Linked DNA regions of Homo sapiens: region 1 is linked to region 2. Evidence: chromatin contacts called from ENCODE Hi-C or POLR2A ChIA-PET data. All regions are on one chromosome and are shown on one strand. The core of a region is the stretch at or near the end of the contact, and the rest is flanking DNA. Distances in the headings are between cores, read along the strand shown. Region 1 holds the start of SLC25A43 (solute carrier family 25 member 43). Region 2 holds the start of STEEP1 (STING1 ER exit protein 1).

Region 1 (6,160 bases), core at 404-2,903, 170 kb before region 2:
TCAAAAAAAAAAAAAACATAACTTGGCTGACCCAATCTCCATACAATGGGGTTATCACATGAAATGTTCCAGACCCACGAACTTCCTGAAAGAGCTTTAGAATCTTGTCCCGTTATCCAACAAAGGGCTTTAGGAAGTACCAGTACCCGAAGGTTTCCTTATTGTAATCCCCAAATTCCAATTCAAGCCCTTTTAAAGTCGGGGTCCTCCGGTCTTCAGAGTCATACATCTTTCTCAAGCTTCCCCCAGCCATCAAATTAGCTTACAACAAGACAGAAGAATTCACAAAACATGAAAATAAGCATTCCCCAATTGTTGAGAGCAGAGTATGGCTTCTGCAACTAGAACAAGTTCTCACAGTCAAAACCTTGTAATGTCATACTCAAGTGAGATTGACAGTGAAAAATAAAAAAGGAGAAACCCTGCAATGCCTTTTAGAAAACGTTCCTATAGCATTGTGTGTTAGTAAATGTAAATAACTATACAAGCCTAAAAACAACTATGTACCCGGAACATCTTGCTCACACCAACAGACTGCTGACAGTTCCTTTCCTTGTAATTATTAGTGACATGGCTTTTTTAGAAAAAAAAGAGACAGAAAGAAATTCTGAAATTCTGAAATTTTTGAACTGATTAAAGAATCCTCGGATTCTGGCCAAGCCTCTCTTAGCCATTCTTTGCCTCTATTGTTCTCTTAGCTTACAGAACCACTGAAAATGTCCCTACTGGAGTTAACTCTGCAGTCCTAGTAGACATATAGTGTAGCCGTTAGTGGAAACTGACATAAACCGCCCTAGATTTCAAACCGGTCTCTGCTTTGTAGGTAGCTGTGTGAGCCTGAGCAAGTCCTCTCTGTGTCTTGGTTTCCTCTCCTGTAAATGAATACCTAATCAGAACTAACACATATAAACTGCTTACCCATACCAGTCATTGTTCATTAATCCTTACAACAACCCCTAGGAGGAAAAAATTATAATCTCTGTTTTATAAAGCAACTGACACACAGAGAGGTTGAGTGACTTCCCCAAGGTCCCACAGCTGGTAAGCTGCAGAGCCAAGAATCTTACACAGGTTCAAGAGTCCAGATTCAAGTCCCCACACCCACACAGCCTCTGTCAATGAGGACATACGTACTTAGGGCCGTTTTGAGGATTACATGAGAACGTCTGTAAAGCCCAGTACTTGACAAGTGCCTGAGAGATAGCAACTGTGGTTGTTAGAATTTTTTACCTTCTGCACTGGGAAACCATCAAGGCTTTTTGGTTAGGCAGGAAAAAAAAATGGGTTGGAGGCAAGAGGAGGAGGAGGGAAGCGCCAGGGGAGGAAGACAGAGAAGTGGCACGTGAAAGGGAGAAAAGGGGCAAACCAGAGGAGAGGCAGGGAGGGGCGGCGGGGGCGCACTGAACATTTAGGAAGCAAGATGTCTAGCAGGCTGGGCCTTGAGAGAACAGTAACTGTTTCGCAACTGAAAGTCGCTACTCGAGCCTTGCCAACTGGGGAGACTATGCCCATGATATCCGCGGCCTCGGACCCCGGACCCTCCAGGCCCTCGCGCCCCACCCCCGACCAGCCTCGGGCCAGGCTAGGGCGTAGACGGGGCTTCCCGTCCCTCACGCGGGCCCGCCCCATGCCGGGCGGGGCCTGGGGCCCGCCACCTCCGCCCGTGGCCGGAGAGCCCCAGGCCCGAGCCACGCGGTCTTCCGGGCCCGGGTCGGGGCTCGATGGCTACGTGGAGGCGGGACGGCCGACTGACAGGCGGCCAAAGGCTGCTGTGCGCTGGGCTGGCGGGGACGCTCAGCCTCAGCCTCACCGCGCCCCTGGAGCTCGCCACCGTGCTGGCCCAGGTTGGCGTCGTGCGAGGCCACGCCCGGGGACCGTGGGCCACAGGGCACCGGGTGTGGCGGGCAGAGGGGCTCCGGGCCCTGTGGAAGGGGAACGCGGTGGCGTGCCTGCGCCTCTTCCCCTGCAGCGCCGTGCAGCTCGCCGCCTACCGCAAGTAAGAGCCGGGCGGGGCCGGGGAACCGGGAGACCGGACGGGGGTGGGGTGGGGGAGCCGCGGCCCGACGCCGCCCTGCTGCCTGGACTCGGGGCCCTGGAGTAGGGACGGCCCCCTTGTCGATCACCTGGGGACCCCTCGGGGCGGTGGGCCACCTCTATGGCCCCCAGAGTGCAGCCCCAATGCTTTTCACGTTCTCTTGGGGTTACCGCCCTGCAAGATGCAGTTTTGTGGTCCGCAGCCCTGGTCCGAGAGGCTTTCCGGATTGGACCGGGCGAGGAGGTGGAATGCAGCAAAGGATTTGGAGGAAAGGAATGAAAAGCTCTCCAGAGAGATGAGTCCTAACCATTTCCACCGTCCTCCAATTTGGAAACTTTTGCTTAGGCTGGCTTAGGAAGAGAGAGACCCTTTTAAAGGTGTTTTTGTCTGTGTGACCCAAGCCCCGAGAAGAAAGTGCTTGGTGTGGGGAAAGGACCCGATCCATCGATACGAAAAGGCCGCAGATTTTTGCCCACACATCTCCCCAACTTAAATGAAGCTTGACTTCAGGCTCCGACAGAGGCTGCAGCTTCCCCTCCCCAAGCTGAGAACGGCCCCCTCAGCCTACCGCTTCACCCCACTGGCCTCATTTATTTGGGCCTTTTCCACCTTCTCCCACATCAACAGCTGCTCCTTAGGAAAAGATCTAAAGGTGTAAATGCAGCCTTAAAGCTTCCACCGAGCTCAGAGGTACCTGCATTTGAACTGGAAACCAAGCCTGAAAGAATGAATTGGTAGTGATGGCATTTCAGGAAGCAGAGATGTTTCTGTATTGGGGGGACGGTCCCTGTGTTCCTCATTCAGTGGGCACAGTGGCATCTTTGATATCGCCTTGGCTCTGAATTAGACAAACAGCCCACATTTGGGAGAGTCGGTCTTGACCGCATAGTTTAGTCTTGGCGGCTAATAGTCAAAGGATTTTGCCTTGACACTGTCACTCACCTGGGAGGCCAGAGGTGGAAGGCTCACCTGGCAGCCGACAAGCCGAACGGAATCATCCTTATTACCTAGGCCTCTAGGCCAGTACTCATTTTGCCTCTGCCTGGAAATAGAGTTCCCTTCTCTTCCTCTGCAGAGGGACTCATGGGTGGGACCATGACATTTAGTTAAGGCCCTTTTTCCTCCCCACCTCTGCTTGCCCTCATCAACATCTGGCCTGCAGTCTGTAAACAGTTCTCCTCTGAGTCTTAATGACTCAGTTTCTCCCCCACTTCACCCTCTTCTCTACAAAGTAGTGTGGAAATCTTCCTTTGGATGGGATAAAATATGTCCAGAGGGGTGGGGGGCAGAACTTCAAAGGCTGGTTTAAGTATTGTGGCTCTTCTGCTAAGCACCTAGTATATGCACATTAGATTTTTTAAGCTCCTGCCTCCTGCCCTGTAAGGTCCATAGGACAGGAAGCATTGTGCCTGTTTTACAGATGCAGAATTGGGCTCAGAGTGATGACACCTCTTGTCAGTGACCGAGCTGAGCTCCACTACCTGGCCTTCTGACTCCAAATCTCATAGTCTTTCTGTTACATCATGCTGCCTCCCTGCATCCATTTGACACTAATTTAGTCAGGCTACATTAAGTCCCCACTGTGTGCACGATGCTGAGGACAATGCCAGGATGGAAGGGGCATGGTCCCTGTGCCCCAGGAGCTTACAGAGTAATAGAAGAGTAAGACTAATATGTCCATGACCATAACACACAAGGTAGCATGTGATTGTCATGGATAATGTGCTCTAGAAATGTACCCTTCTGATGAGCGATGAGGAGGAGAAAATGTGAAGACTTCATAGAGGAGAAAAAAATTTGAGTTTGGCATTGGGAGAATGAGGAGTCTGCTGGGCAGAGATGGAGAGAAAGATACTGCAGTTGATGTCAGCAAATGCACAGAGGTGGGAAGGCAAGCAGCACAACAGGAAGTCCAACCAGAAAAGCAGGTTGGAATGAGATATTAGAGGGTTGGATTAAGGGATTTGGACTTGACTTGGTATCCAAGGGTAGCTGTGGGAGGTTTTTGTGGGGGGTGGGGGGAGGTGTGTTGTGATTAAAGCAATTCAATGGAAATGATCGTCACATCGTGGCAGAGTAAGATGACTAGAGAGGAGGAAGAGTGGAGACAGCAGGGCCAGTTAGGAACCTGTTGCACTAGTCCACATAGCAGCTGAGGGCACCGGCAATAGGTGACCATGGGAGCAGAGAGGAGGAGATGTCTGGGAGAACGAGAACAGAGACTTACCTGGGCTAGGTTTGCTAGGAATTTTTTTTCCCCTACAGGATTATTTTCTTTCTGAAAACTAAAAGGAAGTATTTTGGTGAATGGCAAGGCATAGTTGGAAAGCAAAGTGTTTGATTAATCGCGATGCCATCCTTCCTACATCAACATGATACTCTTGATTCATCATTATACTGATTCATTTCTACTCTTTTCTGACCATGAATTTGCAAAACAGTTGGCTGGGGGCCTGTGATCATGGGTTTGAACAAAACATAAACATCCAGAATGTTCAGGGAATGGGGTAGTTAAGTGACTTGTCCACAAATGCAATTAATGGAAGAGCTGGAACTTGAAGCCAAGTCTTCTGGCTCCTTAGTTCAGGTCTCTGTCTACCATTGCACAGCAGAAATATCTGCTTAGTTGGATTGACGATCAAGAGTCCACTCAGTAGTCTGTTGGGAGCTAGGTTATTGTAATGGGTGGCTTTCAGATGTATCAAATAGAAGACCCCCCCGCCCTGGAACTTCACAACCGCTTGTCTATCTTATCTAATAAACGTTAGTTTGGGTCCCTGCAGCTCTGAAATTGTTCATAACCAACACTATTTCTTTATTGAATAAGCACTTCATGAGCTTATGTTTGGCTGCACTGGCTGCCAACCTGTTAGGTTGAAGTATTGGCAGTTATAATTACACATATCCAGGGTGTGTGTTGTATCTGTGCTGGCTGAAAGGAAGGGGTTGCTGCAATTCACCAGTGTATCCAGTCTCACTGGAAAAAGCTTCTGTGCATGTATGTGTGGGGGTGGGAGGAAGAACAGAAAAGGGAACAGTGCCGCCCTAGCAAATCAAAAGTTTAAGATGCATGGACTGAGATGACATCATTGGCGGATTATCAGGGTTGCCTGCCCTGACTCTGAGATTCTAAGGGGAACAATTGATAGGACTTATCTCTGTATCAGATGGGAGAAGTCTGCGAAAAAAGGACTTCCTATGGTTCTTCTTTTTAATTGTGTATATTTGATATTGAGACTCTATAAAAGAAACTGATATAAAATACGGCTCCTCTTCCTAGTTCATCAAGTCATTCAGTGAATTAAGGGCCTGTTTCCTCTCCGCTTGCCCCTACCAGTCATTTCCTTGTCAGAAGTGTTGAACTCCCTTAGGCTCTATGCTGAGGACTAACACAGGGTCTGATACATTGTAGACCTTCAATAAATGAGTAGTGAATTAACTATGCCCTAGAAGTGACCAAGTGGGATGGGGAATAAGAGTGGGACAAGGAGAATGAATGGTATTTCTTTGGGCATTTCAAACTCCACCTTCTAGGTGGTTCCAGCTTGCTGCAGACCGCCCCTCCAGTCAAAAATTTCTTTTTTTTTTTTTGGAAGAAGTATTGCTCTGTCGCCCAAGTTGGAGTGCAGTGACGCAATCTCGGCTCACTGCAACCTCCACCTCCCGGGTTCAAGCGATTCTCCTGCCTCAGCCTTCCGAGTAGCTGGGATTACAGGTGCACGCCACCATGCCTGGCTAATTTTTGTATTTTCAGTAGAGACGGGGTTTCACTATGTTGACCAGGCTGGTCTCGAATTCCTGACCTCGTGATCCACCTGCCTTGGCCTTCCAAAGTGCTGGGATTACAGGCGTGAGCCACCACGCCCAGCCCCAGTCAAAAATTTCTACTTCCTCTGTTTCCCCTGTCCTTTCTGAGGTCCCCCTCCAACTTGACTGGCCAGGGTATAGAAGAGGGAGGAACGAGGAAGTGGGCAGGCAGGCAGTACAACTGAGGCAGATAGTCTGTTGGTGAATGCCACCTGTTTGAGAAAAACCTCTGTCAAACTTGGTTTTTCCTCTGCTCTCACACCACAACAACAACCCTCAACACAGAAGACTTCTGTGACCAAATGAGTGTGGGGAACC
Region 2 (6,297 bases), core at 2,207-4,706:
CCCAACTCTAAGTGATTCAAAAGCACATGCTGTTTCCACCACACCTCCTTACCAAGAATTAATTTCTTCGATAAATACGTGAGGGCCCTCTAGGTAGCAGGCACTGTTCTAACACTGTGCTAAAGATTCAGCAAACAACAAAGCAGATAAAGTCTCCGCCCTGGCCGGGCACGGTGGCTCACGCCTGTAATCCCAGCACTTTGGGAAGCCAAGACAGGTGGATCACCTGAGGTCAGGAGTTCGAGACCAGCCTGGCCAACATGGTGAAACCCCGTCTCTCCTAAAAATACAAAAATTAACCGGGTGCGGTTGCTCACGTCTGTAATCCCAGCACTTTGGGAGGCCGAGGCTGGCGGATCACCTGAGGTCGGGAGTTTGAGACCGGCCTGACCAACATGGAGAAACCCTGTCTCTACTAAAAAAATACAAAATTAGCTGAGCATGGTGGTGCATGCCTGTAATCCCAGCTACTCGGGAGGCTGAGGCAGGAGAATCGCTTGAACCCAGGAGACGGAGGGTGCAGTGAGCCGAGATGGTGCCACTGCACTCCAGCCTGGGCAACAAGAGCGAAACTCCGTCTCAAAAAAAAAAAAAAAAATTAGCCAGACATGGTGGCAGGTGCCTGTAATCCCAGCTACTCAAGAGAATCACTTGAACCTGGGAGGCAGAGGTTGCAGTGAGGTGAGATCGCACCATTGCACTCCAGCCTGGGCTACAAGAGCTAGACACTGTTTCAAAAAAAAAAAAAAAAAGTTCCGGCCCTGATGAAGCTTACATTCTAGTGGAAGAGGCAACATATTTTAAAATAATTATAATATGATTTTGGGTAATGATAAGTGCTAAATATTAAGCAGGGTAAGAGGACAAAGTGACAGGGATGCTGTTTTAGATAAGGTAATCAGGGAAGGGTTCTCTAAGGAAATTACATTTTAGCAGAGACCTGAATGAAGTAAGGGAGGGATTGAGGGAAAAGTTTTTGGGGCAGAAGAAATACCAATTAAAAAGGCACTGGGGGGCAGGAACACTTTTGACATGATGGAGAAAAAGCAAAAAGGCCACTGTGGCTGAAGTGCGATGAGCAAGAGGAAGACTGTTAGGGAATGAAGCCTGAGAGGTAGCCACAGGCCTGATCAAGGGTCTTGGTATGGATGGACTTTGGTTTTATTCTCAGTGTTATATGAAACCATTGGTTTTGAACAGGACTCTGGCTACTATGTGGAAAAGAGTGGAAGCAACGAGAGCAAGAGACTATTGTGCCAATCCAGGTGAAAGATGGTAGTAGCTTGGACTACAGTGTTAGAAGTGGAGGTGGTAGGCCGGCCGTGGTGGCTCATGCCTGTAATCCCAGCACTTTGGGAGGCCTAGGTGGGTGGATCACTTGAGGTCAGGAGTTCAAGACCAGTCTGGCCAACATGGTGAAACCCCATCTCTACTAAAAATACAAAATTAGCCGGGCGTGGTGGCACATGCCTGTAATCCCAGCTACTAGGGAGGTTGAGGCAGGAGAATCGCTTGAACCTGGGAGGTGGAAGTTGCAGTGAGCCGAGATCGCACCACTGCACTCCAGCCTGGGCAAGAAGAGCGAAACTCCATCTCAAAAAAAAAAAGAAAAAAAAAAAAACTAGCCGGGCCTGGTGGCGCACACTACTTGGGAGGCTGAGGCAGGAGAATCGCTTGAACCTGGGAGGCGGAAGTTGCAGTGAGCTGAGACCGCGCCACAGCACTCCAGCCTGGGTGACAGAGTGAGACTCCCTCTGTCTCAAAAAGAAAAAGGAATGGAGGTGGTAAGAAGCAGTCAGATCCTGCATACATTTTCACGAAAGCACCTGCAGGATTTCCTGATGGACTGGACAGATGTAAGGTACGTGACAGACAGAAGTCAAGACTGATTCCAGGTTTTGGTCTGAGATACTGGATGAATAGTTGTACTACTGACTGCAATAGGGATGACTATAAGAGGAGCAATTGGAGAGGGGGTGTAGAGGGTCATGAACTCAATTTTCAGCACGATATATTTGAGAGGCCCATTAGACATTCAAGTGGAGATGTTGAATAGGCAATTGGAGTCTCAGGAGAGGTGCAGGTTAAAGATGAACATCTGGGAGTTACCAGCATGTCAGTTGTATTTAAAGCTTGGGAATGAATGAGATCACCTAGGGGGTGGGTACAGAGTGAGAACAGGTGAGAGTACTGAGCTATAGGGCCTTGGAATGCCTAAAAGTCTGAGAGAGAAAAGGGAGCCAGACAAGGGGAAAAATCTAAGGCTGGGCGCGGTGGCTCACGCCTGTAATCCCAGCACCTTGGGAGGCCGAGGCGGGTGGATCACGAGGTCAGGAGTTCGAGACCAGCCTGGCCAACGTAGTGAAACCCCCGTCTCTACTAAAAACACAAAAATTAGCCGGGCATGGTGGCGGGCGCCTGTAATCCCAGCTACTCGGGAGGCTGAGGCAGGAGAATCACTTGAATCCGGGAGGCAGAGCTTGCAGTGAGCCGAGATTGCACCACTGCACTCCAGCCTGGGCAGCAGAGTGAGACTCCATCTGAAAAAAAAGGGGGGGGGGAAATACGAGGTAGGAGGAAAATCAAGTGAGTATGGAGTCTTGGAAGCAAATAAAAAACATGTTGCAAAAGGAATGAAATGATTACCTCTGTCAAATGCCACTGACAGAATTAAAATGAACATTGATAACTGACCACTAGAACTGTTAACATGGAGCCAAATACGGTTAAGATGATGAGGTGGGAAGGAAAGCCTACCTGAAGTGAGGTCAGGAGAGAATTAGAAGTCAGGATGCAGAGACAGCCAATATAGGCAACTCTTTTGAGAAGCTTTGCTATAAAAGAAGCAACGAAATGGGGTTATAGCTGGAGGGGAATACAGGATCGAGGGAGGGTTTTATTTTCGTTTGCTGTGAGGTAAGAGCAACTGCAGCATCTTGGTATCCAGCAGAAAAGTTATAAAGCTTCTAGAGGCAGTAGTTTTTGAAGACAGTGGATTAAGAGGGAAATACAATATGTTTGTGTTTCTATTTTTGTTCTCCTGAAGGAGTTTAGTTTTGAGGAAGGTCTGGATACAGAGTCACAAGGCTAAACAAAAAGCAGGAAAAAAAAAAATGCCCTGGAGTGGGGCGGGGATGCGTAGGGAGGATTTAGTCGGAGAGAGAAAACCCACCAATCTTCGTTGAGAAGTGGCTCCCAGATCACAGCCAGAGGAAATTCGCCTTCAAGAACCCGAAGTCTGGCTCCTTGCAGACGCCCCCGCAGTTCCCGGCTACTCACCCAGCACTAGGACCATCTGGCCGCACAAACAGTAGTAAACATGGAGGGGCTTCTCGCCGTCGTCATATTCCTCCCGGTCCCGAGTGTCAGAGCAGACTACTGACCGAGACACTACTTTCGGCATGATTCCCAAGAGCAATCTGAAAACTCTACGCCAAGAAGAGGGTCGCCCCGAAATGACGTCACGAGTGCGCCTTGCACCTTTTCCTTGTGGCTACGCTGGTCACGTGTTAGCAGAAGTCTTATAAACTTCCGGGCTGTCCTATCAGGCTAAGATATACGGGGGTGCGCCTGGAGCCTCCCAGAACCTACTTTGTCTTGGCCAAGTTAGCTGGGACTCCTGTGATCTGGGAGTCACTTCTCAATGAAGATTGGTGGGCTTTCTCACAACACCCTTAATATTATATAAATTCTTTACATTTCTATAACGCATGCATTTATATGTATATATACACATATGTATATATAAGACCAGCTAAATAAAGGACTATGCATTATATAGTTTATATTATATATATATATATATATATATGATACTGATTTGGGTGTGTTTCTAAATATGATTGTGATTTTAATGACTATTCCAGATGAGTACATAATTTTTTAGGTATCTTATTTTTTAGTTGATATAATTCACGTAACATAAAATTCACCCTTTTAAAATGTGTAATTGGGTGTTTTTTAGTGTATTCACAAAGTTGTGTAACCATCACCACTAATTCCAGAACATTTCCATCATCTCAAAAAGAAATCTTATACCCATTAGTAGTCACCACGACCCGCACATCCCCCACCTTCCCAGCCCACGGCAACCACTAATCTACTTTTTATCTCTATGGATTTGCCTATTCTGGACATTTCATATAAATGGAATCCTACAATATGTGGCCATTTGTCTGGCTTCTTTCATTTACCATAATGTTTTCAAGGTTCATCCATGTTACAGTACTTCTTTCCTTTTTATGGTTGAATAATATTTCATCATATGGATATATCACATTTTGTTCATTCATCAATTGGCAGACAACGGGGATGTTTTCACTTTTTGGTTATTATATAGATAATGCTGCTATGAACATTCATGTACAAGAATACTTCCACCGCAAATTTGTGTGGGAATATAAATCTGGATTTTTAACTTTTGACAGCACGAGAAGTGATTAAAGCACCTTGACACTGTTTGTGATTCAAACAATGTGGGATGTCATTGAATGACTTTACTGCAGTACAGGTTTCAGGTATAAACACTGTTTTGCCTTGTAATTTTAGGTTAAATTCATTAAGGAACATTACTAAGTCTATGGCAAAAGCCATTTTTTAAAACTATTCATGTTCAATAATAGTGGTCAAGGGTGGGGTTCTTCTCATTTAGAAAATTTTCTAAAATTTTGAATTCAAATTCAAATTCAAATTTTCTAAAATCTTGAACTCCTGACCTCGTGATCCACCCACCTTGGTCTCCCAAAGTGCTGGGATTACAGGTGTGAGCCACCGCGCCCAGCTGAACTTCACTGTTGACACTACTGTCAAGAATAACACAAGACAGATTCAAGTTTGTTTGTTTGTTTGTTGCAAAGTACCTGCTGTTTAATAATACAATTAATAACTACAGGATTTTAAACAACTTACATTTTGACAAGTATTGTACATTTGTCTAAACCTTTTCTGCTCCATACATATTTGTAATACATCTTAGCAAATTATGCTTTAGACTGAATTGAATTAGTGTTTTCCTGACTTCTTTGAAATACTCTCATCTGCAGTTGTTCCACACAAGACCATACACCCAGGCCAATTTTTTTTTTTTTTTTTTTTTTTGAGACAGAGTCTGGCTCTGTCACCCAGGCTGGCTGGAGTGCAGTGGCACAATCTTGGCTCACTGCAACCTCCACCGCCCAGGTTCAATCAACTCTCCTGCCTCAGCCTCCTGAGTAACTGGGATTACAGGCACATGCCACCATGCCTGGCTAATTTTTTTTTTTTTTTTTTTTTTTGTATTTTTAGTAGAGGCAGGGTTTCACCATGTTGGTCAGGCTGATCTCAAACTCCTCACCTCAAGTGATCTGCCCACATCGGCCTCCCAAAGTGCTGAGATTACAGGCGTGAGCCACCACGCCCGGTCCAATTCTTCAGTCACTTTAAAGTCAACATTGACTCCTTGAGTAAAAAACAACAACTGAGTAATATTGGTAAACATTCATCAGGAGCCAAGGAAAACCACTTGAAATCATTTGCTTTGTTTTTGTTTTTGTTTTTGAGACAGGGTCTTGCTCTGTCACCCAGGCTGGAGTGCAGTGGCATGATCACAGCTCACTGCAGCCTCAAACTCCTGGGCTCAAGTGATCCTCCCACCTTAGCCTCCCTAGTAGCTGGGACCACACATGCACACCACCACATCGGCTATTTTTTTTTTAATTTTTTTGTAGAGACAAGGTCTTGCTGTGTTGCCCAGGGTAGTCTTGAACTGTTGGGCTCAAGCAATCCTTCTGCTGCAGGCTTTCAAAGTGCTGAGATTACAGGTGTGAGCCACCGTGCCTTGCCCTTTTTTGTTTGTTTGTTTTTGTTTTGATGTTGATTTCAATGTCCTCAACTCTTAGAGCCACTGTTCTTGCTGAAAGGTGAATAGTCTTCACAAGTTTTATTTTTCTTGAGCCTATTTCTTTGACTTCTGCAGCCAAACACAATTTAGCTCAGTATCAGTAAATGACTTTCCTTGGTTGGCTAACAAAGGAGCCACTCAGAAACTTACTTTGACTATAGGCTTATTTTTATTTTTTCCTTTTTGGGGGGGGCGGGGGATGGAGTCTCGCTCTCTCGCCCAGGCTGGAGGGCGGTGGCGTGATCTCGGCTCACTGCAACCTCCACCTCCCAGGTTCAAGCAATTCTCCTGCCTCAGCCCCCTGAGTAGCTGGGATTACAGGCATGCGCCACCACACTCAGCTACTTTTTGTATTTTTGGTAGAGATGGGGTTTTCTTTTTTTTTTTTTCTTTTTTTTTTTTTTTGAGACGGAGTCTCG

Evidence for each region. A loop is a pair of places that touch in the nucleus more often than their neighbours do. ChIA-PET counts read pairs that join two places held with the same protein, here RNA polymerase II (POLR2A). Pooled maps may share reads with other maps.
Region 1: a loop to region 2 is called in a pooled map, with 4 times the contacts of the local background. The contact joins the promoter of SLC25A43 here to the promoter of STEEP1 in region 2. A Hi-C loop is called at or near these places in 1 of 37 single-sample maps with no recorded cell type and 5 of 50 pooled maps. POLR2A ChIA-PET finds 5 or more read pairs at or near these places in 1 of 52 experiments (HepG2).

The regions. Positions count from the first base shown.
Region 1 is chrX:119,397,683-119,403,842 of GRCh38, forward strand. It overlaps SLC25A43 (solute carrier family 25 member 43), which reads left to right and starts at 1,654. Exons shown (of 5, transcript NM_145305.3): 1 at 1,654-1,996. The coding sequence starts at 1,722. RefSeq lists a silencer at 1,518-2,177.
Region 2 is chrX:119,561,953-119,568,249 of GRCh38, forward strand. It overlaps STEEP1 (STING1 ER exit protein 1), which reads right to left and starts at 3,457. Exons shown (of 7, transcript NM_022101.4): 1 at 3,280-3,457. The coding sequence starts at 3,403.